Linked DNA regions of Mus musculus: region 2 is linked to region 1. The links are chromatin loops, found by intact Hi-C in ENCODE. Cell type or tissue: heart. All regions are shown on one strand. Links, peaks and the distances in the headings refer to the core of each region. The heading gives the core; the rest is flanking DNA.

Region 1 (16,651 bases), core at 2,835-10,834:
AATATGTCTTAGCTGTTTGTTTGTTTGTTTGTTTGTTTGTTTGTTTGTTTGTTTTTGGGAAAGGGTCACAGTATTTAGACTTGGTTGGTCTGGAACTCTCTTTGTTCTTGATTCAGAGATCCACTCACCTTTGCCCCCCAAGTTCTGGGACTAAAGGCATGTGCCTATAACTTTAAAGTTTTCATACCTCATTTTTAATGATAGCTCTTAAATGCCTTAACCTCCTTGTTTGCCCACCACCCACAAGAGATAGTGGGAAAGAAAGGATACAGGAAAAGTGGACCTGTTTAGAAAGGTTCTTTGGAGCAACTGCTGTCTGTGTTGTCTGGAAATCATCAGTTCAGTTCATAGGTTAGCAGCGGCAGCTCGATCCACTTGCAAACACTTCAGGGATACACCAGCAGTCCAGTTTGGTAGAATTGGGTTAGTTACAGCAGTGACACGGCCTAGCAGAGACAGCCAGGCCTCAGCCTCAGCAGGAGGAACCAACAAGAACACCAGGAGTTCTCAGCTGTGCCTCTCTCAGGGAAGTGAATACTCCAGACTCACAAGCATTGCACAGCTAGCTGTACCAGCAAGCCAAGCTCTGTCTCCATCATTCAGTGAAGTCTTTTTTTTTTTTTGTTTTGCTTTGGTTTGGTTTTTCGAGACAGGGTTTCTCTGTATAGCCCTGGCTGTCCTGGAACTCACTTTGTAGACCAGGCTGGCCTCGAACTCAGAAATCTGCCTGCCTCTACCCCCAAGTGCTGGGATTAAAGGCGTGTGCCACTACCGCCCGGCCAGTGGAGTCTTATTTATATCCTCCAAACACCATGTGTCCTCCACATACCTTCCCTCAGCACTGGCCATGCCTCAGCACGTGCTTCCAATCTTCCCAAGCCCTTGGAAGCAGCAACAAACTGCAGCACACCCCAAACTTTTTTTTTTTTTTTTGGTATGTTTCTCTCTATGGAGTCCTGACATATGCAGCTTAACTACGCAACATAAGGCAAACCAATATGTTGTTAGCAAAGAACCCTTCATCATGTGTCCATTCACATGCTTGCTTTAGCAGAACATCCTCTCTCCTGTGTCTGCTTCATGAAAATGCTACTTCAGGAGTCTTCCTTAGCCTTTCACACCTGTGTCCCCTTTCCTTTCCTTTCCTTTCCTTTCCTTTCCTTTCCTTTCCTTTCCTTTCCTTTCCTTTCCTTTCCTTTCCTTTCCTTTCCTTTCCTTTTTTAAAAAAAGATTTATTTATTTATTATGTAAGTACATTTTAGCTGTCTTCAGACACTCCAGAAGAGGGTGTCAGATCTTATTTTGGATGGTTGTGAGCCACCATGTGGTTGCTGGGATTTGAACTCAGGACCTTCAGAAGAACAATCAGTGCTCTTAACCGCTGAGCCATCTCTCCAGCCCCCTGTGACCACTTTCATGAAATGTTCCTTCACATGTTTGCCCAAGCAAAACACCATTCCACCGACTTTTCAAAGAGTCCTTAGGTTTCTACTTCATTTGCTACCTGATATTTTTATTTATTTTTAAATAACTTTTGTGTATTTTAAAAATTTTATACCTCAAGAAATATTATTCTAACAATCTCCCTTCCTTCTGCCACTGCCGTCTTCCCATTTCTAGGAGTTTTAGCATTTAAGCATGCTCTTGTTTTTCCTATCTTCAACACAATTCTTTATGAACATGATTCCTCCTTTGCCACAGTTTGATCTCTCTGCTCCTGGCTGATGTCCTGTCTCTAGTTCCTTACCCTTTGATATAGTCCATTCAAGGTTTACGCCCATCATTCCTCCAGAAACTGCCCATCTAGACTGTTCACGCTGACGTCTCATGCTCAGCATCCATTCCCTGCATCTTCAGCATCGGTTAATGCTGCCTGCCGTCCCCACTTCTGGGTTTTCCCTTGCCTTCCAGGACCCCACATTCTTGCTTTCCTTCCTTCCCATCAGTTGTTATTTCTCAGTCTTCTTTTCTGTCTCTTTCTCTTCTCCCCCACCTTAGTTGGGGAGGAGCATGCTTCAGGCTCATTCCACGGGCACTTTCATACAAGTCCTGGCTTAAGATTCTACCTGCATGGCAATGATCCCCAACTTCCTAGCTTCCTCTTGCATTTCTCAAAGCTTTAGAATCATAAGTCCAATTGCCAGGCCAAGAATCCACATGGATATCTAACAGACACTCCAAGTTTGCCTCGAGTATACTGTAGCTTCTGGAGCAATGATAACCAGAAGCAATAGCATACTGAAGCTCATATCATTATTTATTTTCTGAAAGATTTATTTATTTACTTATTTTTTAGTTATGTGTGTGAGCATGTATGTATTTTTGTGCATACGCGGATGCAGGAGCCCAAGAGAACCAGAAAAGAGGACATCAGATCCTCTGGAACTGGCATTGTAGGCCGTTGTAACAGCCTCTATAGGAATTCTGGGAACATAATCTGGGTCTTTTGCAAGAGCAGTAAATGTTGCTGCTGAGCCACCTCCTATCACCCTTCCCTTCCCCTTCCTTCCTTCCTTCCTTCCTTCCTTCCTTCCTTCCTTCCTTCCTTCCTTCCTCCCTCCCTCCCTCCCTCCCTCCCTCCCTCCCTCCCTCCCTCCCTCCCTCCCTTCCTCCCTTCCTTCCTTCCTTCCCTTTCCATGTAGATTGTCATGTGGCCCAGGATGGATTCATACTTTCTTTGTAGCAGAGTCTGGCCTTAAATTCCTGATCCTTTTGTCTTCACCTCCCACATTCTAGAACTATAAATGTATATCACAACATTTGGCTTCCTATCTTGGTCTCTAAATAGCACTTTAAACTAATAGGAACTATAGCTCTGTGGACAATAGACCGATTGCAGGGCTGGGGTAGAGAGATATACAACGAGCTTTGGCACATATTGCACTAACAGAAAAATTATGTATAATTGAAATGTAGACGTGTCCAAAGAACTCTGAAGGCAACCCAAAGCCGTGGCCAGATTTGGGATAATTTGAGCAACAAAATAATACTAACAATGGCTTAGAAGCTATAATATAAAATGAGCACAATCATCCATGCCAATATAAATAATTGAATAGAAAAACGAGAAGGGAAAGCCCATTCAATAATCTAAGTAGAAGGCATGATAGAAATGGAAAGTCCCCATTTGGCAAATGCCACAGTAATAATTGTTCCCTGCAGGGTCATTTAGAGATGCCACAAGTAGAGGCAGCAACATGCTCTGGAACAGGATTCTATTGTAACCTCAGCATGTCTTCCCTCAAGTCACTCATTGATAACAAAGGGTGGAAGAGTTGTTTCACAGTGGTGAGACCAAGTGTTCAAAGTACATCACTGTTAATGAGATCTGTCACATGCCTCTGTTGAGATAGGCCAAGGGGAGCAGACAGCATTTCTTCTGTGGTATTCTTGCCCCAAATCCTTACCTCAAAGGAAGCTGTGCCAGGCACGGTAGCATACACCTTTAAATCCGAGTGCTTGGAAGCAGAAGCCTATGGATCTGTTTGAGATTCAGGAAAGCCAAGGTTACATAGCAAGATCCTGCATCTAAGCAAAGCAAAGCAAAACAAACCACAGGAAACTAAAAGCATGAATGTAGGTGTGAGCGCATCAGAGGACTGTAATTGAATGACATTTTACAAACAACTGTACCATTCTTCTTCTAAAGCATCAAGATTAGAGAAGATAAAAAAACAAAAGACTCTCCCAGGATCAGTGCATTATACCCACGATCGTTTCCTGGCTGTGAGCACTGTACTTCCGACGTATGAGGGGTTATTATCTGGGGATGAAGATTATACATGTATCAGTTACAATATTTGGGAAAATTTTCAGAAGTGTGAAATGAGCTGGGTTTGGTGGTGAGTGTCTTTAACCTGTGGGCACTGGGAGGCAGACGCAGGCCAATCTCGGTGAGTTCAAGGCCAGCCTGGTCAACTTGGCAAGTTGTAGGACAGTCAGGACTATAGAGAGACCCTGTTTCAAAAAGAAAATAAAGAAGTTTGAAATAGGTCCCGGATAAAAAAATTGAGAAAATTAAATATAAAAATATTGGGAGAGAGAAGTAGTATTGAGAGTGTGTGGTAGGGAGTGGGGGAGGGTGTGTGGTAGGGAGTGGGGGAGGGTGTGTGGGAGGGAGTGGGGGAGGGTGTGTGGTAGGGAGTGGGGGAGGGTGTGTGGAGGGAGTGGGGGAGGGTGTGTGGGAGGGAGTGGGGGAGAGTGTGGAGGGAGTGGGGGAGGGTGTGTGGGAGGGAGTGGGGGAGGGAATGGGGAGGGAATGGGAGAGGGAATGGGGGAGGGTGTGTGGAGGGAGTGGGGGATTGGATTTTTTCAAAACACAAAATATTCATGTACGAATGAAATTCTCAAACAATAATTAAAAATTATATAAGTATGTGTGTGTGTGTGTGTGTGTGTGTGTGTGTGTGTGTGTGTATGCACGTGTGTTCATTCATGGCTGCTTGTCATACCTGTGTGGAGGTCATAGGTTAAAATACATCTAGATGTATCTCAAGTCATACAATTTAAGGAGACCAAGGATTTTCTATTATCCTCAATTTGAATGTCTTTAATATTTGGTAGGAAGGTGATTAGCTTTATGAGATTTCTTAAATGTATACCTCTGAGCACTTAGTATAAAATAACTCACCAATTGTGTTGGGGGTATGGGGAAGATGATTCTTCATCTTTCCTTTTTCCTCCCATATTTGCTCTACCTGCAGTCTCCCCTCCCCCTCATTTCTGCTCATGGAAATTTCACTCTTCTTCCTGAACGGCTTTGAACTCACAGTATAGACCAAGCTTGCCTTGAACTCACAAGATCCACCTACCTTTGCCTCTGGATTGCTGGGACTAAGGATTTAGCACTAGCAAGGCAGAGGCAGTGAGAGTTATATCTCTGTGAGTATGATGCCAGCCTGGTCTACATAGCAAATTATAGGCCACCCAGGGCTACACAGCACTCTATCAAATGAAAGAGAAGAAAGACAGAAAGAAAACAATAATATTCTCTTTCTCTCTCTCTCTCTCTCTCTCTCTCTCTCTCTCTCTCTCTCTCTCTCTCTCTCTCTCCCTCTCTCTCTCTCTGTTTTTCATTCATTCTTTATTTAGATCTTACTATGTAGCCTTGGCTGGACTGAATAAGGAGGTAGAGACATTGCTGCGTTTCATTCCCCCGAGCATTTAGAATAGTCCTTAGTATACCGAGTACATGTAGTAAAGATTACATAACTCAATTCATGTGAATAACAGATCTGTCATTACTATCAGTGTTTACAGCAGTGGGTGTTCAACCTGCGGCCTTAGGCATGTGAGAGTCCTAACACTAAGCTGTGTTCCTCACAAAACCAAATTTATTCTGTATTGTCATGTCCTTCTAAGGACAGAGAAAACATCATGTCTCCTGCTGATACTTATAAACCATGAGAGTATTATACAATAAATGTGAGTTATTATTTTAAATCATTGGGAGAATATCTAACAATAAGAATTTTAATATGTTGAGGTTCAGGCCTTGAGAAGTGAAGGCAGGAGGATCAGAACTTCTTAGCTACTCCTTCCCTCCCTCCCTCCCTCCTTCCCTCCTTCCCTCCTTCCCTCCTTCCCTCCTTCCCTCCTTCCCTCCTTCCCTCCTTCCCTCCTTCCCTCCTTCCCTCCTTCCCTCCTTCCCTCCTTCCCTCCTTCCCTCCTTCCCTCCTTCCCTCCTTCCCTCCCTCCCTCCCTCCCTCCCTCCCTCCCTGTCTGTCTTTCTGTCTGTCTGTCTTTCTGTCTGACTGTCTTTTTTTGTGGAGCTAGCATCAGATTCTTGCTTATGACAAAAGCCGAGGATTCTGGGCCTAGGTAAGTTACCTGCTCTACGGCAAGGGAATGTGGTGTTCTCATTGCTCTAGCAAGGGTTCCAGGTTTCAGGAGTCTGAAAAGAGAAATTTACTTACACACTTAGAGCAACGCCATTTATGTGACCTGCTAGAGCAAGCGAATAGCTGGTGCCAGAAGTTCAATACTCTGACCTCTAGTGGCTACTTTATAAGATGCCCTTCAGCATTCCTCCACAGACTGGAGGTGATTTCATGTCCCTGTCTAGCAGCATTTAAGAGCTTCAGCTCCTCCCTCTTACCCTATATTTTGAGGCACTCATTCACTAGAGGCAGCCTTTCTTTTGATGTTGCTACAGCATTCCTCCTGTTTTCTCTTTGTTCACACTATCACTCTTTCTTGTTGGGTTCATCCACTCTTGGGGGGAAAAAATCTTCCTTAAAAATTACTGTTGTGCTGGGCGGTGGTGGTACACACCTTTAATCCCAGCACTTGGGAGGAAGAGGCAGGTGGATTTCTGAGTTCGAGGCCAGCCTGGTCTACAAAGTGAGTTCCAGGACAGTCAGGGCTATACAGAGAAACCCTGTCTTGAAAAAAACCAAAAAACCAAACAACAACAACAGCAACAACAAAAAATTACTGTCATATAGTTTTCAGCCAGGGGAGCCTTATTCTGTCAAGTAATTTCTTATACAGGATCAATCTTCACAGTCCCTGTATCCAACATCGATTCTTATGTGCACCCCTTGTTTTGAAATTAGAGCTGGGTTTTGGTCACAGGCTGTGGAAAGTCAATGTAAATCACAGCACATTTAATGCCCAATCCCTACAGTTCACATCTACGTTTGTCCCATTCGCCTAAGAAATAGACTTATCTGTCTTAAGACTGTCGCTATTATGTCCATGCAATCTCTGCACAAACAATTCATATGCACTTTTTAAAGAGCGAATTAAACTCACACACATTGTGTCTCATGAAAAGTTATTGATTGGTTTAAATTCAATAGTACAACCGATAATTGCTAAAGTTATAAACTAAATCTGTTTTTAATTTTTTGTAATTTCTGGATTTATTATTCCTTTGTCCATTGGTTTTATTATTGCTAACATTTTCCCATTCAGTTTTCACTATGGAGACAAAAGCAAGAAAACAAACAACAACAACAAACCTAGGGTCAGGAGATGCAGCTTAGTGGTACAGTGCTTGCTTAGCATGCAGAAGTCCCTGGGTCCCAATACACAGACTGCTAAACCACTCATCCTTCAACAAAAATCTTCATCCCTTTGAAAACATAAAGATTTTGTTCCATATTTTTCACATCATTCCTTTCTTTTTGCTTTTTAAATATAAAGTTATGCATTACTGACAAAGAAAGTATAAAGGTTTCTTCTTATGTATTCTTATGGAATTATTAAATGAAACCTGACTACCTCGGCTGAATTGTCTCTGCAGAAGCAGAAATATAAGCCTACTGCAGTGGGCCACAACCGTAATCCCAGCAGTAGGAGGTAGATGTGGGCACGAGTTTGGTGTTAATTGACTTCTGTTATTCGATAGAACAACTATTATTTTAGTTATTCTTCTCTATAGAAGAGAAGGAAATTAGTTGGGCATGGTGGAGCATGCTTTTAATCCTAGAGATCTGGAGGTAAAGGCAGGTCGATCTGTGAGTTCGAGGCCAGTTCATTCCATATAATGAGTGACTGTGCAATTAAGGTTTTATAGAGAGATGCTGTCTCAAAAGAGATAGAGATGATAGATAGATAGATAGATAGATAGATAGATAGATAGAGGAGGGAACTGATAAAATGTAATGAATGTAATGAAAATGATTTACTCCGGAGGTAATTATTCTGGTAAGTATTTAAAGTCTCCAGTCCCTTTTTGTGAATAATGAGTAGTAATAATAAATGGCAAGATGTTTATGTTAATCTCTTAACTGTGCAGGACAAGTTATAAGGTTATAACTTAGCAGAAGTTAGTTGATAAGCTAACATAATGAGGTAGGAGTGTATTTTCACCTTTGTTTGTAGAAGAATGTGGTAATAATTATAGATAAAAACAAACGCAAACTTGAAACAACGATCTGTTTTGACCTCTCCGGTCTACCGTCGCGGAGCATGCGCAAATCAGCCCGGCGGGACACAAGTGTCATGGCGCTCTCCATCTGAAGTCTGTGCAGTTTCCTGGCAGGGGCTTGTGGTTTTTTTCCTCTCAGTTCGGACAGGTGAAGTTCTGGATCTGTGTATACTGGGGCAAATGGATCAGTGCTCAGCGACCGTGGGCCGAGCTGCATTTTGGGCGGAGCTTCGTTTCCGCAGGTTTTCTCCTTTGGGCCGATCGCCCGCTTGTTCTCGCAGTTTGGAAAAGACTTGGCGGCTGGCGTGGAGAGTCGGACTCTGGAGCGCTGCCTGGAGAGAGGCCGGCGTGGCGGCAGACACTGCTGGCTGGCGACGTCAGGGACTTCCATTCTGCTCTAGCCTCATTTCCCCTCTCGCTTTACCCGTGAATGTACTTGTGCTACGCGATCAGGGCTTCAGGAGATGAGTGTTTTGCACTGAAGTTGGGCATAGGGGCAGAGGTCGCTTGTGTTTTTGCGCCCCCTTCCCCTCTTTTCTTTGCTCCCTTGCTTAGAAAACTTTCCTGTGTCATAAGGGATCACTTGTTTCTTACTTGGTGATTTTCATTGTGCTCAGGTGTTACAGTGCAGGGTAGCAGTTTAAAAAGTGGCTAGATGCATCCTTTTTTTTTTTTTTTTTTTTTTTTTAAGGAAGTTGTAAAGAGGTCATACACTGGTTTTATGAACTTATAGGGTACTCGCATTTTCTAATTAATTTTAATTTTTCAGATTCATCTTTCAAGAGGACTTGAGACCAATTTCAGAAAATCAAGGTATTGGTTTATTTTAGTTTCTAATATTTGAGTAATTAGTTCTGCATTAGAATATGAAGAAAGATGTCTTAAGTTTTTAGTAATTAGCCAGTATCATTTTGTGAAAACTAGATTTCCCTATAACTTCATCGGAGAGACATTTTTGTATCTCTTCCTTAGTTTTTCATTTTCATTAAGAAGCGAGACATGCTCTCTTTCCCATTTGTGGCACATCTGTTTTCTTGTTTGGCTGTTGCTTAGTCCCTGTTATATCCTACTTCTCTACCTGGCTGTTAAATATGACTTTCTTTCTTTTTTTAAAATATGTATTTATAATTTTATGTGCACTGGGATTTTGCCTGCATGTATGTCTTTGTGAGGTTATCAGATCCTGGAATTACAGACAGGTAAGAGCTGCCATGTGGTTGCTGGGAATTGAACCCTGGTCCTCTGGAAGAGCAATCAGTGCTCTTAACTCTGAGCCATTTCTGCAGCCCAAATATGGCATTCCTGAAGGCTTGTTTCTGTACCTCTTCTAGCTGGGTTGTCTTGTTTCTCTCTCCCTCTCTCTCTCTCTTTTTTTTAAAATTTATTTTTATTTTTTAAATTTGTTGAGATGTTGTCTTAATGTTTATCCCTTGTTAGCCTGGAACTCACTATATAGACCAAACTTGCAAGTGCTGGGATTGAGTGTGTGCACCACCATGCCAGGCCAGATTCTTGTTTCCTTTCTGTGCGATGTGATTCACTGCTGTTAAACATGGCTACTTGTCTTTGTAATTCTCATTGTCTTCGGGAGTGTGAAACGGTATATCTTTGTGGGTTTGAATGGCCTTTCCCTCATGGCTGACTTTACTGACAGCTCTCTGTGCTTATCAGATACTTATATATCTTGTTTGGAAGTATGTCTGTTGGGATCCCTTTCCCGTATTTTAATTTGGGGTTGTTTGTATTTTTGGGTTCTTTATTTACTCTGATGAGAGGCCCTTATTGTATTCTATGAGTTACTACTGTTTCCTCCCACTGCATGCTCTCTCATGGTCTTCATATTGTCTTTGAAGCATGAGAATTGTTTTGTTTTGTTTTTTTCTCTTTTTTGAGAACAGTTTTCACATAGCCCAGGTTAGCTTCAAATTTGATTTGTATCTGAGACCAGCCTTTGAGTCCTGGTCCTCCTGCCTTAAATTCCCACGTGCTGGCATTGCAAGCACAAGCCACTGCATCTGGCTGAAACACTAATTTTGATGAAGTCTAACCTGTTTTTCCTTTTGTGCTCTTGTTGTCCTTAACTAAGAAGCCAGTGTCTAATTGGGAAACTTGATACTTGTGATAGCTGTAAGACTCTTCTAGTAGTAGGTCCGTAAGCTTAGGTCTGTAGCCCCTGTGAGTTTACTTTTGAGTATGATGCGAGATGGGGCCCCAGCTGCGTTTCCTTGCGTGTGGCTATCCAGTTGTTTTCGTGTCATTTGTTGAGAAGACTGTTCTGTTTTACATTGTTTTTATACACACTACAGTCACTTGATTCAGTAACGTCTATTTGGCATGCCCTCTAAGTCAGTCTTTATGAAATAATAACTCTAGAATAGTAGATATCAAAGTTATTGGAGGGTCTGTTGAACCTGATATTTGTATCTGTGAGGAGATTTCTAGAGAGGTTTAGCTGATGAAGGAATTTGTGGCCTGGATGCAGGCTGTGCTTTAAGACTGAGTTAGAAAGTGTGTAAATGGAGGGAGCCCGCTGAGCACGAGCACTCCTCCCTGCCTCCTGACTATTGGTGCAGTGTGATGAGCCACCTAATGCCATTCAGACCTTCTTTGCCTGGTTGGACTGTAGCTTTCTAAATTATTAGCCAAAATCACCAATTCTAAGAATAGCCTTGCTGGTGGCTATGAATGATGTAAAAGAGTCCTGGCTCCAATAACTCCAATCACTTCCAGAATGAATATCTCTGCCTAAGGACTATAGGAGACTATGCATCTCAAACGGAGTGGAGACACCTGAATAGCTGGCAGCTCATGACAATGCAGGGTGAAAAGAACCTTGTTGGGACCTCATGCTTGAGCTAGGCAGTAGTAAGCTTACTCTAAGACAGTGGTCAGTTCACACAGTAACAGATTGGAAGACAAGCATAAGGCAGTAAAGAAAGAAGTGATCTCTCTGTGTGGGATGGCCTCCATCTGTGTTGGGCCCTTTTGTCAGTCCCACCTCCTTTCTTTGGTAAGAAAATAATTTTTAGAAAACTCCTAAGGTCAGCGGATGTTCAGTTTCTTTCCTGCACTTCTTCACACTCCAAGCCTGTGCATTTAGATCTGAAAGAGGAAGAATTTCCTGAATGTGTTCAAACTGTTATTTTTTTTTTTTCACTGACAGATATTGCATGTAAATGGAACCTATGTGGGAAAGGCCAATCTTAATGGCTGAGCTGGTAAACCCTTGTTTCTAGGAGGCGAATGCCCAATCCAAAAGATGTTAGACTCCAGAGGGAGGGTAGTGGCTCCGGTGAGTGAGCCGAGTACGGTTGCACCTCAGGTGCTCAATGCAGTCATTATGTCTGCATCTCTTGCTAGGCTTCATTCCTTAGGTAGGTGGCTTCTTTGGCCTGTCACAGATTTCACCAAGTTGGCCTATTACCCCAACTTCATGCACTGGAGTGGAAAGAGAAGCTGTCTTTACTGTCAGTTGTTGTAAAGGTCTTTTCTGGCTGGATCGTCTTGTTGTGACTGACTCTGAGCAAATCACTGTCTAGGAAAAGGAAGGAAGGAGCGACTGACTGGGATGTGCTCATTACCATAACAGTTTTTAGGATGGGTGCTTGGCTCACTTTTTTTTTTCTTTTACTGATGATAGATATATAAGTGGCTGAGATTTAAATAGAGGTTTGAATTATGATGCACACGCTGTTAAAGATTTAAAGCAAACATTGCAAATTCCAGGCACAAAAATAGGCCTGGTAGGAAGCCACTCTGTTATTTGGATGATGTGAGCAGAAAGATGGGAATCCTATAGAAGAACAAAAAGGGAGCTTATCAGACAGGCTTGAAGACACATGACTATATAGCAGTGGGTCGCAACCTTCCTAATGCTGCAACCCTTTAATACAGTTCCTCATGGTGTGGTGACCCATAACCTTAAAATTACTTTTAGTGCTACTTCATAAACTGTAAATTTGCTATTGTTATGAATTGTAATGTAAATAACTGTGGTTTTTGATGGTCTTAGGTGACCCCCGTGAAGTTATTTGCACCCCCCCAAAGGGGTCATGACCTACAGGTTGAGAACTGCTGATTTATAGTCTTCACACTGGTTCAGATAACCTAATGAGGAAAGTTAATAGGTAATAGATGCCATAGTATGCATGGGCCTAGACTCTTTCTTTACTGCCAGCTTCAACCCCAATTCATTACTTCTTTCTTTGAGGTTATTTTATTTTATATATATGAATATTTTGCATGCATGTACATATGTGCACCACATACATGCCTGGTACCTTTGAGGTTCAGAAAAGGGTATCAGATTCTCTGGAACTGGAATCATAGATGGTATTGAGTCACCATGTGGGTGCTGGGAACAGAACCCAGGTCCTCTGCTAGAGCCACAGGCTTTCTTATCTGCTAAACCATCTCTCTATCCCCTTCTCTAAGACTTTTATCATTATGGCATGTTGGATTTTGTCAAAGGCATCTATTGAGATGATCATGAGGTTTTTTTCATCTTTAAGTTCATTTATGTCATTTATTGGCTTAATATATGCTGAACTATCTCTACATCTCTGGGATACAGTTAATTTAATGTTTTTGATATAGACCTACCTGTGTTTGGTTTGTAAACATTTTATTCATGATTATAACATTAGTGTTTACCAGGGGTATTAGCTGGTAGTTTTCTTTTTCTTTCTTTCTTTTTTTTTTTTTTTAATGTGTGTGCCTTTATTTGGTTTTGATATTAGAGTAATACTTTGTAGTTGTTTACCAATACTAGTTTTGATTGGCATAGCTGTCCTATGTGTGTGTGTGTGTGTGTGTGTGTGTGTGTGTGTGCATGCATGACTCACCATATTATATGTATATGAGCGTTTTTGCCTGTATGTATTTATGTGCACCAAAAATGTGCCTGGTGCCCAAGGAGGTCAGAAGGTGCCAGATCCCTTGAACTGGACTTATGATGGTATTGAGCCTCTGTGTGGGTACTGGAACTGAACGATGGACTTCTATAAAATCAGCAAGTTCTCTTATCTGCTGAGCCATCTCTTGAGCCCCACCAATCACTCTTTTTTTTGTTTGTTTGTTTTTTTGTTTTTTTGTTTTGTTTTTCGAGACAGGGTTTCTCTGTATAGCCTTGGCTATCCTGGAGCTCACTTTGTAGACCAGGCTGGCCTCGAACTCAGAAATCCGCCTGCCTCTGCCTCCGGAGTGCTGGGATTAAAGGTGTGCGCCACCACCGCCCAGCCCCACCAATCACTCTTAAAGTCAGGTATACCAATTCCTTCTCACAGTACTGGAGGCCTTGGTGGTCACTGGCCTCAGCAGCAGTGGCTGATGGGAATTGCTGGCTTTCTGTTTCCTTTCTCTTGAAAAGACCCTGCCCTACTTTCTCTCCATAGTATTAGTTATGACATTTTCAGTTCAGTCATGGGTGTTCTATATATGCAGGACTTGCATGGTTGTTTCTTTGGTTTATCTATGTTTTCTGTGGACTTAGGTTTCACAGAGTTAAGAAGATTCAAGGTTGGTAAGAATTGTTGACCAATACCATGCTAAGTGGATTTTTATAAACCTCTGCTATTTGTAACTTTTTTCTGTCCTACAAAAGATGCCTTCTGCGTCTTGTGATGTACTGCTGGATGACATAGAAGATATCATATCACAGGAAGATTCAAAGCCACAGGACAGACAGTTCTCAAGAAAGCATGTGTTTCCTAAAGTACGAAGGCGGAATACCCAAAAATATTTGCAAGAAGAGCCCAGGCCACCAAGTGACAGGTAAGCATTCCTCAGAATTACATTCACTTCCGTCCCAGAAGAGGCTGGCACTGCTGGCCTACACTGTATGTGCAGTAACTCCAGGTATAGGATCTTTGTATTTCTAGTAGGAAACATAGAGCTTAAAAAAAAAAAAAAAAAAAAAAAAGGAATTGCTTCAAATCTGGCCAGTAATAGGTTAAAAACTCAGAAATTTCTAATTCTTCATACCAAGGGCATGGGGAATTAGGGGAACGGATATGATCAAATTACATTGAAGAGAATTTTCCAAGAATTAATTAAAAACAAAACAAAATACCAGTTTAAATGTTCTTTGAAGGAAGGTGATAGGACACTAGGAGTTGTTTTGATTTGACTATAGTTGGTATAAATCTGTTGTAATTGCAGATTAAAGCTTTGAATCCTCTGTGGCAGTGGGTGTTTTGGACGTGTGATTATTGTTAGCATATTAGTGAGTGCTTAGGGATCACACACAAGGCACTGGGCACAAAGACCATTGTCCTGTCTGCCCTTTTGTGGTGGGATTCTAGACAGTAAGAGTGTAGTAGGACACTGCAGAGGTGATTGCCTAGCTGTCCATAGCCTGTGACTGTTCACCTAGTAAATGGTGGGCAGCTCTCATGTTGGCTTTGTTTAGATGATTGAGCTTTTCAGGGCTCTGCATGGAGAAGGTGGTTTTTTATTTTTATTTATTTATTTTATTAGATATTTTCTTCATTTACATTTCAAATGCTATCCCCAAAGTCCCCTATACCCTCCTCCCGCCCTGGTAGAAGGTGTTTTAATTAGTGGAGTTTGTCACATTTATTTCAAGCATGTCTTTATTGTCATTTCTGTTTACTTTTAAGTTGTTAGGACAGTCTAAGAGGAGAGTCTTTTTGTCCTTCCGAGATAAATTCTCTAGAAACCTGTGACTGGAGTTACATGAATTATGGAGTTTTCAAGTTTGGTTATTTTTAATCTGTAAATTTTAAGTGGATAAAGATTGCAACTAGTATTTAAGAGTTTGTGAATGGACAGTTCATCAGCCTTTGTTTTTATTTATTTATTTATTTTTATTTATTTATTTTCTGAGACAGGGTTTCTCTGTGTAGCCCTGGCTGTCCTGGAACTCACTTTGTAGACCAGGCTGGCCTCGAACTCAGAAATCCGCCTGCCTCTGCCTCCCAAGTGCTGGGATTAAAGGCGTGCGCCACCACTGCCTGGCTGTTTTTATTCTTAATATGTTTTCTGTGTTGTATACTCTGTAAATGTTCATGAGAGTGAACAGGTACCTGTGTGTGTGTGTGTGTGTGTGTGTGTGTGTGTGTGTGTGTGTGTGTGTGTACACTACAGGTCAGATTAGGTATCTTCCTTGATTGCTTTCCACCTTATTTCTTGGGACAGGGACAGGGACAGGGACTGTCACTGAAGCTGGAGCTGTTGATTCTGCTAGGGTGGCTGCCTGTTTGTTCTAGGGATTCTTCTGTCTTCTCCCTGACAGGCACTGGGGTTGCATATGCCTGCTGCTCCACCTGACTTTTTTTCTGGGTGCTGGGTGTCCAGTACCCCCAGGTCATATCCTCATACTTATAGGGTAGTACTTTATGGCATCACCGTCTCCTCAGCCCTTCTTGTTTTGGGTGCTACAGCTGCCATTTTCGGTGTGACCGTTTGTGTGTATCTTTCTAAAAGCTGCATCAGTCATTGGTGGTATGGTGAGTAGGGATTAAAACTACAATCCAGAGAAGACCTTTTTCTGAGGCAAGATCTCTTGTAGCTTGGTCCACAGATGACCCTGAACTTCCTGCTTCTCTTTCCTAAGTGCTGGGATTACAGTTGTGTGCCACCTGGCTTGAAAGGACATTTTTAAAATTAAAATTTGTATTTAAAATGTTTTTCAAAAATGACATCTTATTTACTTAGGATGTATGAGCAGGCATGAGCGCGTGCTGAAGCACGTGAGTGAGGGTCAGAAGTCAGCTTAGGAGTCGGTTCTCTAACGTGGATCTCGGGGTTGGACTCAGGTCATCAGGCGTGGGGGCAGGCTCCGTGACCTGCTAAGCCTTCTCATGGATCCAAAAGGACGTTATTTATTTACTTCTAACATCATTTTCACCTTCTATTGAAGATAGATTTTGTTCAACATAATTTTCTGATTATGATCTCTCCTTCCTCTACTCCTCCCAGCTCCTATCCATCTCCCCTCCCATCCAGATCCACCCCTTTTCTGTCTCTCTCAGAAAACAAACAGAATAAAATAAAATGTAATAAGAGAAAACAGAAAGGCATTGACCTATGACTATAGTGTCAATTTATTGCTACATTTGTTTGGTTTTACCCTAGTGTCTGGCCTATCCAGTCTGGCCCAACATTGTTGGGGATGTGTTCTGTCTCATGGAGTGGGCCATAAATCCAATCAGATATTAGCTGGCATGTCTCACAAGCCTTATGCTACTGTTGCACTAGTGCAGTGATTCTCTGTCTTCCTAATAATGTGACCCTTTAATACAGTTCCTTATGTTGTGGTGACCCTCAACTATAGAATTACTGCATTGCTACTTCATAACTGTAATTCTGTTATAGCTATGAATTGTAATGTAAATATCTGACATGGGGGATATGCAGCCTCCGAAGGGGTCATGACTGGTGGGTTGAGAAGCTCCGAAGCACTGCACTAGTGCATCTGGTATGGAGGTCACCATTGTAGTCTGAAGAGTTTGCAGCTGGGTTAGTATTTACCCTCTCCTCTAGTAGTCTGCAGAGTACATTTCAGTACTGTGACCATTTAGTCAGTAGTGGTGAAGGCTCTTGGTAGGCAACAACTGCACTTCTCCATGTTCAGTGAGATGTGTAGGTGTTGTCTTTAGCAGTAGGGCCTTACCATAAGCGTATGGAGAGCAATCTTATCAACAGCCTGGGTTGTTTTGGGGTTCCCATGGGACCCTTAGACCAACAACTCAGTTAGAGGTAATCTATTTCTAGTCCTGGCATTTGGTGACAAAAGACACAAAAGGACATTGT
Region 2 (16,651 bases), core at 2,778-10,777, 230 kb before region 1:
CATGATGAGCTGAATTGAACCTTCACATTCTTAAGTTATGTCTGCCAGGTGTTTTGTTTCAGCAAGAGCAGAAACTGGTAATGAATGCAGCAGCCAAATGGACCTGTCCTCAGGAATGCAAAGTAGGATCAACACCAAGTAATTAAAGTATCAGCAGATCAAACATAAAACCCACAAGACCATGTCAACAGATGCTGAGAAGGTGCAAGGCCAAATGAAAAATGATTTCATGATTGAAAATCCTCCATCATCTAGAAATGGGGATGAGCCAGATTAAAAACATACTGAAAAATTCGTCTTAATGAGGGCGGCTGAGTGCTTTCCTCCTAAGACAAGGAAGGGGTGGGTATCAGTCTTCACGACTTCTATTCAACAGAAAATTGTTGCAGGAGTTATGCAAGGAAAGAAAAGAAAAGTAAAGAAAAGAAGAGAGGAGGGGAGGGGAGGGGAGGGGAGGGGAGGGGAGGGGAGGGGAGAGGAGAGGAGAGGAGAGGAGAGGAGAGGAGAGGAGAGGAGAGGAGAGGAGAGGAGAGAAGAGAAGAGAAGAGAAGAGAAGAGAAGAGAAGAGAAGAGAAGAGAAGAGAAGAGAAGAGAAGAGAAGAGAAGAGAAGAGAAGAGAAGAGAGAAGAACAAGAAAAAAAGTGATTGATCCAATCTAATCTCCCCAGAATCAGCAGCATGTGTCCCTAGCTACCCATTCCAGTGTTCTCCGTTCTCGAATGAAACACACACACACACACACACACACACACACAAAGAGAGAGAGAGAGAGAGAGAGAGAGAGAGAGAGAGAGTCTTATATTTAATATGGCTAGGCACTTCCAAACCTCCACGTTGCTAATGTCTCCCCTCTGATACTCCTGAGTTATTAACTAAAATCTATATTCCATCTTTGATACCCTAGATCCAACCAGGGGGGCACCCTGGTCACTCTTCCCTGGCTCTTACATGATCGGCACTCTGTCTTCTGCAGCTCTCACGCCTGTATCTACTTCTTTTCCTGACATGGTGAGTCCCGCCTCTGTCCCAACCATTAGCCGCCAGCAACTTTATTTACTAGTTAGACTCAACTCAGGGCAGGGACCCTCAGCATCTTACATGCAGGATTCTCATGCAATTTTGGGAACCAAATTAACATAATACAAGCATAAGCCAATTCCAAAACAGTGATTCCCATTGGGAAGAAGCAAAAACTTACCTTTTCATGGGGGGCATGATCTTGCATACAGAAAACAATCACAATTTTTCTAAAAACACTGATAAATCAACTCAGCAAGTCACAAAATAAAAGCTCAATATATAAAATTCAGAGTGTTCCAATGCTATCACAATAAAAGGTTTAAAATGCTATTAGCAAAACTTTCATGTAAAATAACATCGACATTAATAAAACACGAAAACTTTTAATAAAAAGGAAATACAAGTAAGACATGATGGCACATGCTTGTAATCTCCGGCAGCTTGGAAAGCTGAAGTTTAAGCGCAGCCTGCTCTTCATAGTAAGTCCTAAGCTAGTGAGACCCTGCATCAAAGAAGAAAAAGATGAGGAGGAGGGGGGAAGGGGGAGGGGGAGGGGGGAAGGGGAAGGGGGAGGGGAAGGGGGAAGGGGAGGGGGAAGGGGGAGGGGAGGGGGAGGGGGAAAGGGGGAGGGGGAGGGGGGAGAGAGAGGAGAAAGAGTGGTAGAAGTAGCATCAACAGTAGCAATCCTGAACTCTGGTAATCATAGTATGTATCTGCCAATACATGATGCATAGTGAGTCCAAGACCAGCTGGGATACAAATAAATAAGACAAATATAGTAGACAACTGCACAGAAGCTGGCAGAGTTTGGTCAGAGCTACAGCAGCAACCTGGCTTGGCACTGCTAAAGCAAAAGGTTGTTGTTGTTTTGGGTTTTGTTGTTGTTGTTTTAACATTTACTTATTAGGGTTACTATTGCCCTGATGAAACACCTTGACCAAAGCAACTCGAAAAGAGTTTCTTCTACTTCCACATCATAGTCCATCATTGGAGGAAGACAGAATAGGAACTCAAGCAGGCCAGGAACCTGGAGACAGAAGCTGACACAGAGGCTATGGAAGAATGCTGCTTACTGGATTGCTCATCACGGCTTGCTCAGCCTTTTTGTTTGTTTGTTTTAGAACCCAGAACCCCCAGCACAGGGATGGTCCTACCCACTATGTGCTAGTCCCTTCCTCATCAATCACTAAGAAAAATCCTTAGAGCTGAATCGTCAGAAGGCATTTTCTCAATCTGGGTTCCCTCCGTTCCAATAAAGCTTGTGTCAAGTTGATACAAACTAGCACACTTTAGAGCCTGTTTGTGTGCCTTGGTAACCACCATGTGGAAGAGCAACTTTGTGTAGTCGTTTCTCTACTTTCCATTGTGTAGGCTTCTGGTATTGTACTCAAGTCAGAGGGCGTGGCAGCAAGTGCCTTTACCTGGGGGCCATCTTGCCAGCTCTCAGAGGCTAATTTTTATTGCAATAAAAATTGATTTCTTTTGGATCTTGTGAGTTAAATACATTTCAAAAGTAACTGTAAAAAGAATTAAGAGGGCAGGGCTTTCTGAATAATGAGTAAAGTGTTAGAAAAAGAAAGAGAAAGGACTCTCCGTTGATCCAATAGAACCCTGGGAGGGGGGAGGAGGTGCAACGTGGCATATTCAGAAAGCAAAAAAAAAAAAAAAAAAAAAAAAAAGGAGGACAAAAAGGGCAAATACATCAAAGAAGATTCAAACTAATTTAATCTCCCACTTTAAAGATAGAGATAGTTTGTTAAAATTGGGTATATATGGTTACACCTGAAATCCCAGGACTTTGGGATGCTGAGGTGGGCAGGTTGAGAGTTGGAGGTCAGTCTGGACATGGGGAACCCTTCCTCAAAACAAGTGACAAATGCATGAATAAATATTATTGTATTATATTACATTAAGAGCAAACCGTGTGAAGTATAACCTCCATCTATGTAATAAATAAAAATACAGACAGTATGCACAAAGAGAGCCATAAACTCTTAGCTCAAACCCTGGGCCCAAATGTGTTTAAGGCAGATTGATCCATTTAAAAGTTATCACAGGGCACCTGTAGAGCTGCACTGGGACTGAAGACAGCACACCGTGATCAAACAGAGTAGGACCACTACAAAAAGAACGTAAGAATTCACACTAAGTAAAATAATACATTACAAATAGTCCCTTGTGGGCACAGATGGGGTTTGCTGCCAGGAGAATTGCAAAAAAACCACCTTTTGTTTTCGGAACTTTGGTTTCCTGAATTGCAAATGGAGAATTACAAACCTGAATCAGGCCACTAATATTAGTCAGGGGCAGCAGAGGCTCCTAAGACCTTAGCAAACAAAACAGACTCTCAGGCAAACATTACTAGACACTGATAAATAATGGTGTTTGTAAGGACTTTAACTAACCTGGACAACATCACAATTCTACATCTATGTGCTCTTACTCAGATAGCTGCCAGCCACACAGACCCGTTGATAGTGGGATGGTACACAGAACAAACAAATTTCAATGTGTTCTATCTCATCTGCTTGGTGTTTCTGAGCGCTTCATCTTCCTAGGCACATTATGATGAGTGGACACTGAGTGGGTGATGAAGCAGAGCTGGGGGACTTTTCATTTGAGGTTTTAAAGGAGAGACTGTGGACCATGTTCTTTGATTACCTCCTCTGAGTTACCAGATTCGAACAAATGAAGAATGACATCTGTTTGCAATGAGAGGTGAAGCGAGGTGCCCAGAGTCAGACCACTGTCTTAGTCATGTTCTACTGCCATGAAGAGACACGGGGACCAAGGCAGCTCTTAAAAAAGAAAGCATTTAGTGGAGGGCTGGCTTACAGTTTCAGAGGTTTAGTCCATTATCATGGTGGGAAGCATGGCCCCACACAGGCAGAAAGGTGCTGGGGAGGTAACTGAGAGCTATAGCCTGATCTGCTGGCCAAGAGAGAGAGAGAGACTCTGGGCTTGGCATGGTCTTTTGATGTAGTACTTCCTACGATAAGGCCACACCTCCTAATTCTAGTGACCACCATTCAGATCTATGAGCCTATGGGGGCCATTTTTATTCGAATGATCACAACAGCTAAGTATGAGAGTTCAGACTCCAGTTCTGTTCAGATCCTAGAGATCCAAGACTCTTTCAGTATGTCATAAAGTATACCCAAGATAGACTTTCCGTGCACAGCCATAAATGGTCAGCTGTACACATCCCTTGCCATAAGGCTGTAGGTAGCATGGCAGAAGAGGGAAGAGAAACAGTGAAGTGCCAGCCTGGGGACTGGGGCAAGGTGAAACAGTATCTTCTGGAGGTGCCAGGATGCCCCCTGCGCTCATGAAATCACAGCATCTGTGGATGCTAAGATTGAGCCATTCAGTACCCTATCATGAAGAATGAAGGGGCTTCCAAGACCTCACACGTAGCTGAAGACTGTTTGACAGTTGATAGCTGCTTAGAAAGGAGAGAATTATTTTTAGAGGTGTTGTACTGGGTGGTTTTTAGGTCACTTGACACAATCTAGAGTCTTTAGAGAGGAAGGAGTCTCCCTTGAGGAAATGCCTCCATGAGATCAAACTGTAAAGCATTTTCTCGACTAGTGATCAATGGGAGAGGGCCCAGCCCATTATGGGTGTTGCCATCCCTAGATTGGTGGTCCTGAGTTCTGTAAGAAAGCAGGCTGAACAAGCCCTGGGAAGCAAGCCAGTAATAAGCAGCACCCCTCTATGGTTTCTGCATCAGCTCCTGCCTCCAGGTTCCTATCCTGCTTGAGTTCCTGCACTGACATCCTCCAGTGGTGACCAGCAATGTAGATGTACAAGCTAAGGAAACCCTTTCTTCCCCAGCTTGCTTTTTGGCCATGGCAACAACATCGCAGCAACAGAAACCCTAACAAAGACAAGTGTGATCTATAGTACGACAACAGTGCTTCAGTGGATGGTCTCACACCCGCTCACATATGGGCAGCACAAATAGTAATCAGTGGGCTAGAAAAGAGGGGATACGAAATTAGGTAGGAGTGGGTCTGGGGGGTCCAGGTGGAGGAAGGGAGGTGGATGTTATTGATTGAATGTTATATACATGTATGAACTTTTCAATAATAAAAACATTATATAGTATATATTATATATGTATATATTGTATGTGTTTATATTATATATGTATATACATGCATATATATTATATATATATGTGTGTGTGTATATAGAGACATTGTCCCTTGCTTAAGTAAAATTTAAGTGACACCCATTAAATAAGCTCAGCTGTAGCTAGGACCATAGGTTTACATTTCCAAGAGACATTATACACAGTGTCTGTGCATGAGAGACCCTGTAGAAGAGTTGATACAAATGCCGTTCCTCTGTCAGCTTTATACTTTCTCTTTAACATCAAGGCAGCGCTTCTCAACCTTCCTGATTCTGTGACCCTTTAACACAGTTCCTCATGGTGTGGTGATTCCCAAACATAAAATTATTTTTGTTGCTACTCCATAACTGTAACTATGCTACTGTTGTGAATCATAATGTAAATAGCTGACATACAGGATATCTGATGTTCGACCTCTCCTAAGGTTTAGAACCTTAAAACTTAAAGCAACTGCTAAGTGAGAGAATTTACAATCTCAAGCCTGTTATTTCTCAGGCGTAACTATGTATCTATCATCCTTTGGCATTTTGTCCATTTGTTTATTATGTAGCCCTGGTTAGGCCCGAACTTGAGATCCTCCAAGTGCTGAGATTAGACACCAGCCTGTGCTACCACTCTCCACCTCCAGGTTTCTGTTTGGTTTTACCTTGTATTTTTAAGGAAAGAAAAACAAACAAACAAACAAACAAAACAAACAAAAACTATCGCAGCCATTTGGTGGAGTGAAGTTAAAAGCGTGGATGAGAAGAAATCCCTTTAGCCTTCTTGATTTTCTTCTATTCACATTTTCTTACAACCCTCTGTAAAGCAGGAAGAGGAAAATAATTACGACTAAAATTGGCCACAGTAACAGCAGTTGCCACAAAAATAAACAGTCAAAAATACAATATAGAAACAACAGCAATATATTTGTCCTTGTGTTTACAGAACATTACAGACTCCCCGAGAAGAAGAGGGGAGCAAGGAAATCTTCACCAGGGAGATCCCAGAATATTCTAGACCACGCGGGGCTGGGCTCTCTCACAAAGAACCTTGGAGCTAGGCGTGCATCCTCACGATCCACCACAAGAGGGCGGTCATCAAAAGCGAGTGAAAGGTCACCCTGCCCTCCGCAGACACCGGAAGAGTAAGTCCCGCCTAAGGGGGTTGAGACTATTTTTATAATCAGAAGCTGCTGACAGAGTTAGGAAAACATGATCCAAATTAAGATTTTCTTCCAACCATTTTGGGGTTGTTAATCCCATCTCAACAATTAATTCCTAGAGATTTATTAGCAGTAATAATAAATTGTCCCATCTGCAGGGCAAAACAGAAACCAAATTAATTACTTACATGAAGAGATGTTAGTAATTTGCTAACATTAGGTAGATTTTATTTTAGGTACATTTTACCCAAAATATGGGATAAGGGAAATTCAGCCTGCATTCACCTTTTTTAAAGATGTGAATTTAAACGGAATCTAATTACTGAGAAATGAAAAACTTGAGTATAATTCTCACTTGTATTACTCTATAAAAGCCCTTTCCTCGCCTCTATGTTTTTCTGTGTCTTGCCAGGTTTTTCATGGAGAATGTACTCCTTAAAATGGCTTCCTCTGACACAGTTAGCTAAGGATTTAGACCTGCCGATCCAAAACCATCTGGCTTCCAAGTGCCAGCCAGTCCCCAGTAGCTTGCTCATTCTTGCTTTCTGGGATCCATATTTCTGAGTTGAGAAGTATTTTCGTGTCTGGACCATGGTACCACTTTTTTACTAGTTTTATAGGCAACCTTGGTTCCTCCTAACCTGTCTGTGGTCCTGTTTCCTTCTTTCTGAAATGGCAAACAAGAATTGTCTTACTTCATCAAGGGACGGTAACTATTTGACGTTGCTTGGTGTGTCAGGGTCCGGGATCTGCTCTGTGAATGCTAATCAGAGCCATTATTAGTGAGTTTTCAAATATCTGCTGAGCACCTACTATCTGTCCATGCACAAAATAACCAATGGTTCCTAACATGGTGGGCTTGCATTCTAGCGAGGAGGTGACAGTAAACAGCAGGCATTCCAGGCAGTCAAGAATGCTTTGAAGCAAGAAGATAAGCACTATGGGAAAGAACGTAGAGCAGGATATGGAGGCTTGCGGGGACTGATAATGGTTAGGCTTGCGAGGACTGATAATGGGTTTCGGGTTTTTTTGGTTTGTTTTTTTAGGGTACTTGGGTAGACCTCATTTAGAAGGAATGGCTTACATACAGAAGTTGGGGGCGTGGGTGTACCACACAGCTCTGTTGGAAAGAACACCCCAACCCTTTCTAGTGTTTTAAGATTTATAGATTTACCCACTTCCCTCCACCGTCCCCACTGTCATGACATAGACACAGATTAAGGCCTGGGCCCAAGACTAAAACTGTGAACTGCCCAGCTTTCTGAGTAACAAATGTCTGAAAATTCTGCGCAACCTGAGGAGCTCTTGTCTTCAGTCAACCACAATTTGTCCTACAGTGTGTGCTTAATCTGCCAGGCAGGATCCAGATCCTACAACCCTCCATCTCTGTTGTCAGCATCATTGCTCAGAGGCCAGTCTCTTCATCTCCTTCTTCATACGCCCCAGCTATATAATCTAAAAAACACAAAACCTTTGGAAGATGTAGAATCATTACTCATGTCCATAGACAACTCAAGATTGTCTTAAACTTCTTTTAATGATTTCCAAAATGCTTAACACAATTAATGATACACATATACACTTAATCCCTGTTGAATTGATGGGAAACCACGTTTGAAGGAAAATAGTGAAACTTGTAATGTCAGTTTCTCCCATCTGAAGGCCCTTGTTGATATTTTATAAACTATACAATATAATTTATGTGCAATGAGTTTGCTCTTTGCTGTATGCACATCTCTGAATATATGTATGTATGTATATATATATATATATATATATATATATACATACATATATATGTGTGTGTGTTTGTGATATATATATGTGACTACTGTCCTGATCAGGACATAGAACAGTATGTGACTAAACGTGTTTCCATGTCCCTTGGCAGCCATGGGACCTCCTTGGACCCCCAGGAACCACTGATTTGCTTTCTGTCCCTGGAGCATTCTCTTTTTTCTCTAGAGGGAATAATCTGGTGCAGAAGTCTGGCTTTTTTCACTTAGCATAATACAAATGAGGATGAGAAGTTTGTCCTTGTTGTGCATATGAGTAGTTCGTTCCTTTTGCCAAGTGGCATGCTAAGATGCATGGATAGATTGCAGAGTTTATCCTTTCAACAGCCAGATGACATTTGGAATTTGGGCTGTTTCCAATTTGGGGCAATTATGAATAAAGCTGCTATAATCCTTCATGTCCAGGTTTTTGTATGAACATATGCTTCCATTTTCCTTGGCTAAACACGAAGAAGTGCAGTTATTGGATCATGTGGTATGCTGAGCATTTGAAGAAAATACCACACACTGTTTTCCAGACAGAGTGAGACCCTTACCACCAGCAACCCCACCAGCTCTAGCCTTGGCTCCACTGGCACGTGACAATGTCACTTTATTTGATGACTTTATTAGTTTTTCACGATTCTAAAAAGTTTGCATCATGGTTTTCATTTTCATCTGTCCAGCAATACTGTGCTGCAAGGAACAAAGCCAGGGCTTCTCAAATGCTAGACAAGCCATTGAACTATAACCCCATCATGGCATGGTGGCACTTGTCTTCAATCCCAGCACTCAGGAAACAGGCACAGGCAGATCTCCAAGTTCATGGCCAACCTGATCTATGTAGTAAGCTACAACCCCAACCCCTGAGCATCTTCTTTGGTGAATATTTGTTCCAATCTCTTGCTACTTTTAAATGGATTACTTTGTTTTATTACATCTGAATATATATTCAAATAATATATAGATACAAGTAATTTATCAAATATATGTCTGCTATAAATATTTTTCAAATTCTATGGCTTGCTCATTTTTAAAATACTCCACAGAAGAGAATCCACATTCGTGTATAATCTATGAGTTTAAACCTATGCCCTGATTCTAGCATGTGTATAAGATACCTATACAAACACAATACAGAAGTCAGGTGCAGTGGGTCACATCTGTAATCTTGACACTCAAGAGGTGGGTAGAGTGATTAGGAGTTCAAAATGAGCCCAGCTACACAGTAAGTCTGAGACCAGCTTTGGCTCTATTAGAGCCTGTCTCAGTCGTTCTCAACTTGTGGGTTGTGACCCCTTTGAGGGTCCAATGATCTTTTCAAGAACATTGGAAAACACAGATATTTACATTATGATTCACAACAGTAGCAAAACTACAATTATGTAGTAGAATTTGTGGTTGGGGGTCACCACAGCATGAGGGACTTTATTAAACGGTCACAGCATAAGGAAAGTTGAGAACCACTAGAGTATCTCAAAAGAGGAAGAGAAGGAAGGAGAGGAGAAGGAGAAGAGGGAGAAGAAGAAGAAGAAAAGGGGGGGGGAGGAGGAGGAGGAGGAGGAGGAGGAGGAGGGGGTAAGAACCTCCATGGACTAGAAATTCTAATAAGGGCTAATGAATTCTGTCATGATTCCCTTTATTTAGCCTGTCTCCTCACCCCATCTTCTGTCAACCTTTTCTTTTACCCTATAGTTTTCTATAACACACACACACACACACATACACACCCCACTCTCTAAATAAATCAGTAAATAGACTGCTGAGATAGCTCAACCAGGAAAGTGGTGGCTAGGGTGTATGGGTCTGGGGATCATGGCAAGGGACACGATTTAGCCTGCCGTTGTAATAAAGACAATTTTAGACCATGACCAAGGCATATAAAATTTGGTCCCATGTTTGTATTAGAACTGTAGTTGGGATTTGGGGACGTGAATGAGATAGGGTGCATGACTTACAAGGAACCATCATGAGCAAAGGCCCTGGGGCACTGTGAGGATTCAGAGAGGGGAATCGTTCACGGGCTGGACTGTTAAGGCCTATACGGCATTCTGTACTAGTGAGGTTGCAGGCTGGCAAGATCATTTAAAAAGAACCAAATAACAGGGAGCCTTGAACACTGGAGGGCTGGTGCTGACCGAAAGACAGCACTGTTTCTTGAACAGGAAGTGGCATCTCGGAAGCCATGTTGTAGGAGGATCCGCTCCCTTGGGATGGGTGCCATTTTTCTACGAAAGAAACTTTACAGCCCTCAGAACATTGATGCTTCTACTGTTAAGTCTCAAACCCTGGGACAAAAGGCTGAAATGCCTACTTAACATATCAAAGCGAACCTGGCTGCCTGCTTCTCTCAGCATCTCTCAGCCCCTACTAGTTAAGTTCCTCCTGGTTTGCTTACACTGAGCTCTGCCCTAAACTTCTCCAGCCCAGGGGCTGGCTGCCCTTTCCCCAGCAGCTCGTCCCTACACAATTCAGCCATTTTGGTTACCCGCCCCTTTTGTACCTTGGCCTTATTAGCGTCTCTGTCTGATTCTCCTCTCTCCCCTCCCCCCTTCTCCTCACATGGCTCAGGGTGATGTCCGCTCTGGCGTTTCGCAGATGTCTCTGGCTATGCTCTCCCCTCTACCTACATAAACCTTTCCTCCACACGCCCTGAAGCAGTCATGTTCTTTCCTTTTATTCTTTTTCTTTCTTTCTTTCTTTTGCCTCACCTGTCTCCACTCCAGGCTTCCTGCCTGCTAGGCAAGCACTCTACCCACTGAATTCTACCCCAAGTCCCGGCTGATTTGTTTCACGAGTATCTGTGGTTTAATTGTTTGCTATTATTGACTTAACCTTGATCATTTAAATACTTTAAAGTGCTGCCGCTTTCTTCTTTAAAACATTTCCATAAGCAGGTTAATAAGGAAAATAATAGGATCTGCACTTCCGTGTGTATTCGCACAAGCTGCTTACAGCTCGTTTGCATCCTGCCTGTGTCTTCACCATCCATCACAAATGAGACATAAACACAGACCGAGATCCCTTGACATGAAAACACCTTGTCCGCAGCTTTAGTTTATGAATGTGCCAGAAAGTAATAAACTTCGGTTCTTCAAAAAAAAATTCTCTGGTTTAGATTGTGTTCCCACTGTTAGCTGAGGTTACTGAAGTGTTTCCGTGAATGTCTCATGAATCTCCTTGCCCTTACTTCAAGAGACCACGAGAGGATTGAGCAATTTTCTCCTTAAAAGCAGGATAAAAAGATGAGGCCAACTGGTAAGAAATAAGGGAGGGCTTCAAGTCTATAAAATATACCGCATTTATACTGCAATCTCATCTACGCTGAGATCTACTGCACACCAAAGGATCTTGATCTATACACACTTCCTAGGAGAAGATGTCAGCCCGTATAACAGGGCCACGGTCATTATCTGTGACTGGCTTCATGCAGCATCGTCTAAGCCCACTGGAACTGTGGGAGATGTTAGATAAGTTACAGGGCATCTTTAGAACTTTTATATTTGGGGGGGGGGAATCATACCACATTAATATTGGAACATATATGGCCATAAATTGGATCGAGACATAAAAAGATTGCTGCTGGAAATAATGCAGGCAGAACTCTAAATCCATAAAAATTAAAACATCATCTTGCCTCTCAGTATGTGGAAGGAAAATCAATGGGTCACCATTGCTAGCTTTGGAAGAGTTAGGAAAGCGAAATATATGATGTTATCTTTGTCAGGCTGATCAGAACTCACAGGCTCTGCTGTTGAACCAGACACTTTCCAGCCTGCTGAGGGACCAACTTTTTCTCCCCCAGCTACATCCTACAGCTCTCAAGGGATGCATTCTCCAGGGGGCTCTCAGGGTAAACGTGTTGTTTTTGTTTTGTTTTGTTTTGTTTTTCTTTTCCTTTTCCTTTTTTGTATTCTACAATCTATTATATACATATGAAAATATGTGTTTTATGGGGGTTTGTCCTTAAAGGAACTTTGGTTTGCAGGGAATAAATGAACACCTGATGTCTTTCCCATCACGCCATTGACAATAGCTGGAAGCTCTCCCGCGCATCCCTGATTTTTAAACATTAAATGTTTTAGACTCATTCCAGGCCATTTCCTTCTTCTGGTCCTTGACTCTTTCTTGAAATGACCCCTTTTAGTTCAGCCAAATGTAAACAGAACCGAACATTCACTCTGCTCTCTCAAGAGCTGTGTTTAGACTACAATTTGCTCTGGACCAGTGCTTTTCAAAAGGAGGCTTGGTTCCCTCGGGAATCCTTAAAGGTGAAAGATACCAGGAACAGGAAGCCGGGATTTAAAAACACATATTTGTTCATCATGACTTATGGTGGAAGGGGAAAAAATAGCTCTTCAATGCAAGCAAAATGGGCTATTGTTATGTAATTCAAAAATGCAAAAGTATCCTATCACTCACTAAGCTAACCATCCTATTTCAAAGTGGACTTTATTGTTTGATTACATTTATAAGAAGTGTCAGGAAAAAAATATAAAATAGATATTAGATTGGTGACTGCCTGGAGCTAGGAGATGGCAGAGGAAGGAAATGGATTAATAGATGTGAGCTTTCTTTGGGAGGTCATAAAAACGATGGCTTAAACAATAATGTGGGGTTAGCATGGCAGCTCAGTGGGTGAAGGTGCTTGCCCGTCAAGCTTGGTAACCTGAGTTCTAACCTTGGACCTGACCTAGCAGAAGGAGAAGACTCTAAGTTGTCCTTTGACCTCCACATGTGCATTGTGGCAATACACATATACATAAAAATAAAAAATAGAGAAAATAAAGTAAGATAGCATAAAGAGTTGTGTTAGGTGCACAGCTCTGTGGATGAATGGAATGAGCACCGGTTTATATTTTTGAAAGGAGTGAGCTCTCTGATATAGGTATTGTCTCCAGTAAAACAGCATTTGGAAAACAGAGTTGGGGAGATGGATCAGCTGTCAAAGTGTAGGTTTACAGATAAAACACCAAGAAAATAGATTCCCCTAATTATAACCCATGGGACAATAACAAGCAATGTAGTGTAGTAGAAACTGAGCAAGGGAAGGTCAGTGAAGAAAACTCAGTTGGACAAATGAGGATGAGAAAATGCAAAACAGGATCTGACCACGTAAACCCACAATTCTGGGAAAAATGATCATTTCAGATGATGGAGGAATCTCACACATGCTTGGTGGGAAGGTTGACAAGACAGTTTTGGATCATGCTTGGGCAGCACCTCAGAGCTGCAAACACATAGCTCAGTGTTGGATCTCTGGCACCGGAAAAAACCAACAATGAATAGCAAGCAACAACAGCAGCAGCAGCAACAGCAACAACAGAAACAGCAGCAGCAACAACAACAACAGGAACAACAGCAACAGCAGTAACAGAAGCAATAGAAACAACAGAAAAAGCAGCAACAGCAGTAACAGAAGCAAAAGGAACAACAGCAACAGTAGCAAGAACAAGAGTGACAACAGAAGCAACAGCAACAACAACAATAGCAACAACAGCAGCAGCAACAACAACAGCAGCAGCAACAGCAACTGGAGCAGCAGCTAGCCAGGCACAAGATTAAATTAAATAAACAAAACAAAGTTGAAAATAAGGATTTCTTACAACCCAGCAGTCCTATTTCTGGGTGTGAACATACATTAATGTGAACATTATTTGTAATAGAGAAAAAATGGAAACAACCCAAATATCTGACAATAAAGGGGGAAAGAATTAAACTAGAGTATTAATATGGAATGTTATATAGCACCCAGGTAAATAGGTTAGGCTCATTAAAAGCAATCCATCCCTATGAAACACATATCACAGGATTTTTAAAAGATTTATTATTTTTTAATTGTGTGTGTGTGTGTGTGTGTGTGTGTGTGTGTGTGTGTGTGTGTTTATGCACTTGAGTGTGGCACTCTCAGAGGCTAGAGGCATCCGATTGTATGTCCTGGAACTGGAGTTAAAGGTGGTTGTAAGGCTCCTGATGTGGGTGCTGGGAACCCAACTTAAGAACTTGCACCCTCTGAAGAGAAATATGAATTGTTTTGTTTTGTTTTGAAGACAGGGTTTTTCTATGCAGCCCTGGCTGTCCTGGAACTCCCCCTGTAGACTAGGCTAGTCTTGAACTCACAGAGATCCGCCTGCCTCCGGCTCCCTAACACATGACACTGCCACCACCCAGCAGGAATATGCTTTCTTAACTCCTGAGCCATCTCTGCAGCTCACTAAAGAAGGTACTTCTGAAAGGGAGCTAAAATATCTGCCCGATTTGGGTCATAGCATGACTGTGACTATTCACATCAATGCAGAAGGGAAAGTGACAGATAAGAGGATCATACTGTGATTTAACCACATGAGACCTACTGCTAACACTAAAGTTGGAGAGAGTCCTTCCCTCCATGGATTTTATACTGTCTATCATAGATGTGGCCTGATGGTACGTTCCTTGAATCCTAGCACTCTGGAGGCAGAGGCAGGCAGATATCTGCAAGCTTAAGGTAAATCTGGTCTATGTAGTAAGTTCCAGGCCAAACAGGCTCACAATGACACCCTGCCTCCAAAAATATATCTCGGTTCCACCATGGAATATAAGTACTGGGATCAGCACATTTTTCTCCTCTACAAGACTGGTTCTCGGTTCTACAGAGAATCATTTAGTTCTCCACAGATGTCTGGCTTCATTTGGAGATTTGCTTTAAGAGCAAGAGTTAGAAACAAGGGTACTCCAAATAGTCTGCTTGACTGGATTTGTGTTTGAAGATGTTAAATTTAGATGGTCAGCTGTGGCATGCCTTCCTTTGCTGAGTTGTCACTCAGGGGGTCTCTGTGATGATGGACTAGCCTGCATTTGTACCATTGAGGATGGTGACAGGAACTGCATCCTGCAGGGCACCTGACTTACGACCAGGGAGTTTGATAAACAGAATGTACATTGTAATTGATTTTAACTGACTTTTACTATTTGTGTGTGGGTGAATGTATGTGTACATACATACATGTGTGTGCATGCATATGGAGGCCAATGGTCCGTGTCGTGTGTCTTCCTCAATCACACTCAAAACTATTTTTTCAGACGGCCTGGAGCTCATAGTTCTTTTAGAAGGACTGATCAGTGGGCACCAAGGGATCTTCCTGTTTTCACCTCCCCAACACTGGGGTTCCAGCTGGTTTACACCCAGCTTTGTACTTGAGTGCAGAGGATGGGACTCAGGTCTTCATGCTTGAGTAGCAAGCATTTTGCCTACTGAGGAACCTCCCCAGCCCTTGTGTATTTCTTTGAGACAGAGTCCCATGTCTCCCAGGCTGACCTCCAATCTACTACGTAGCTAAGGATAACTTGATCTGCTGGTCTACCCGATTTCATTTTCTGAGTGTTAGAATTATATGCATCACCATGCCTGCTTTATGCGGTGATGGGTAATAAAGCCAGAGCTTTGTTCATGACTGAGCCATATCCCTGGTCCCCTAATTTTAAGTGGTAACATGCAGTTAGAAGAAAAGTTGTCACCCAGCATGGCTCTGGCAGGATCTGGAAGTCACAGCCCTCTACTCTATCTAGACCTAGCTACCCACACCACACATTTAGGTGATTGGTCTGCCCTCTGAAAAGTATTTTTTTTTACCTTGACTTACATCTTATAATACTATATCACAAGTGATAAGCAAAATTTCCAGGCTCCTTCATCTTCTGTTCACGTATACAGTATTATTTTACCTGAGATGCATCAGGACCCCGTCAGGCACAGCACGTGGCTCTGGAGGAAACATGGACCAGTGAACTACAGCATTTCAAGGGGAAAATGCATGGGAAAGAAAAAGAGCAGGTACATTAGAAAACCCAAGCTGAGCTGGCCTCAGTGATTCCCACCTGTAATCCCATCACTTGAGAGGCTGAGGCAGGGAGGTTGCTATGAGTTAAGGACTAGCCTGAACTCCTGAGTCACAGCCTGTTGTGGGGGAAAAAAATTAAGTAAAGGATGAAGAGAAGGAACAGGAATGAGGAGGAAGAAGAGGAGGAGAGGGAGGACGGAGAGGAGGAGGGGGAGGAGGGGGAGAAAGAGGAGACTTGAGAATGCAGGGGAAGAGGAAGAGAAGGAGAAAGAGAACATGGCCTGTTCCAGGGATTCAAAGAAATTCACTAAAACTTTAGGTTGGGTTGGGAAGATTGTATGAGACACTAAGGTGAAATCAATGCAGGAATTTTTTCTTTGGTTAACAAAACAACTGCATATTTTTAGGGTGCGGTGGTAAATTGATGCCTGTGTGTGTTATGTGGTGGGACATATCAGGATAGTTCACTTATTTATCATCTCAAATACCATGACTTTGCAATAAAATATTCATAATCATCTCTTCTGGGTATTTTTAAATATATAACAAATATTGCTAACTATAATTACCCTTCCATGAAACAGTACACAAAACTCAATCCTACTCTCTAACCGGAACTCTGTACCCTTTATTACCAGTGTCAGAGTCTGAACTAGGTGTCTCCAGGTTTATGGCCTCTCATTCAAGGAATTGAAATAAAGTCTCACACAAATTGCAAAAGTAGCAAGGAAACTCTATAAAAGGAAAGAAATAC

What was found. A loop is a pair of places that touch in the nucleus more often than their neighbours do. Peaks named below come from ENCODE experiments on the same cell type or tissue, not always from the same donor. Only the 100,000 strongest peaks of a DNase experiment are listed, where the experiment ranks them.
Region 2: a loop joins it to region 1, with 12 times the contacts of the local background. A loop is called at or near these places in 38 of 42 quality-filtered maps.

What each region holds. Positions count from the first base shown.
Region 1 is chr13:29,846,936-29,863,586 of GRCm38, reverse strand. Cdkal1 (CDK5 regulatory subunit associated protein 1-like 1) reads left to right here and starts at 7,914. Exons shown (of 16, transcript NM_144536.3): 1 at 7,914-8,024; 2 at 8,646-8,689; 3 at 13,479-13,648. The coding sequence starts at 13,479. In heart, for the core only: a CTCF peak has its summit at 6,004 (motif pointing left); DNase peaks (open chromatin) are centred at 7,966 and 8,166; H3K4me3 peaks cover 1,986 bases; H3K27ac peaks cover 874 bases.
Region 2 is chr13:30,074,767-30,091,417 of GRCm38, reverse strand. No RefSeq gene overlaps it. Among named protein-coding and RNA genes, the nearest start is that of Mboat1, 53 kb to the left of the region's middle. In heart, for the core only: a CTCF peak has its summit at 6,215 (motif pointing right); a DNase peak (open chromatin) is centred at 6,217; H3K4me3 peaks cover 1,344 bases; H3K27ac peaks cover 2,537 bases.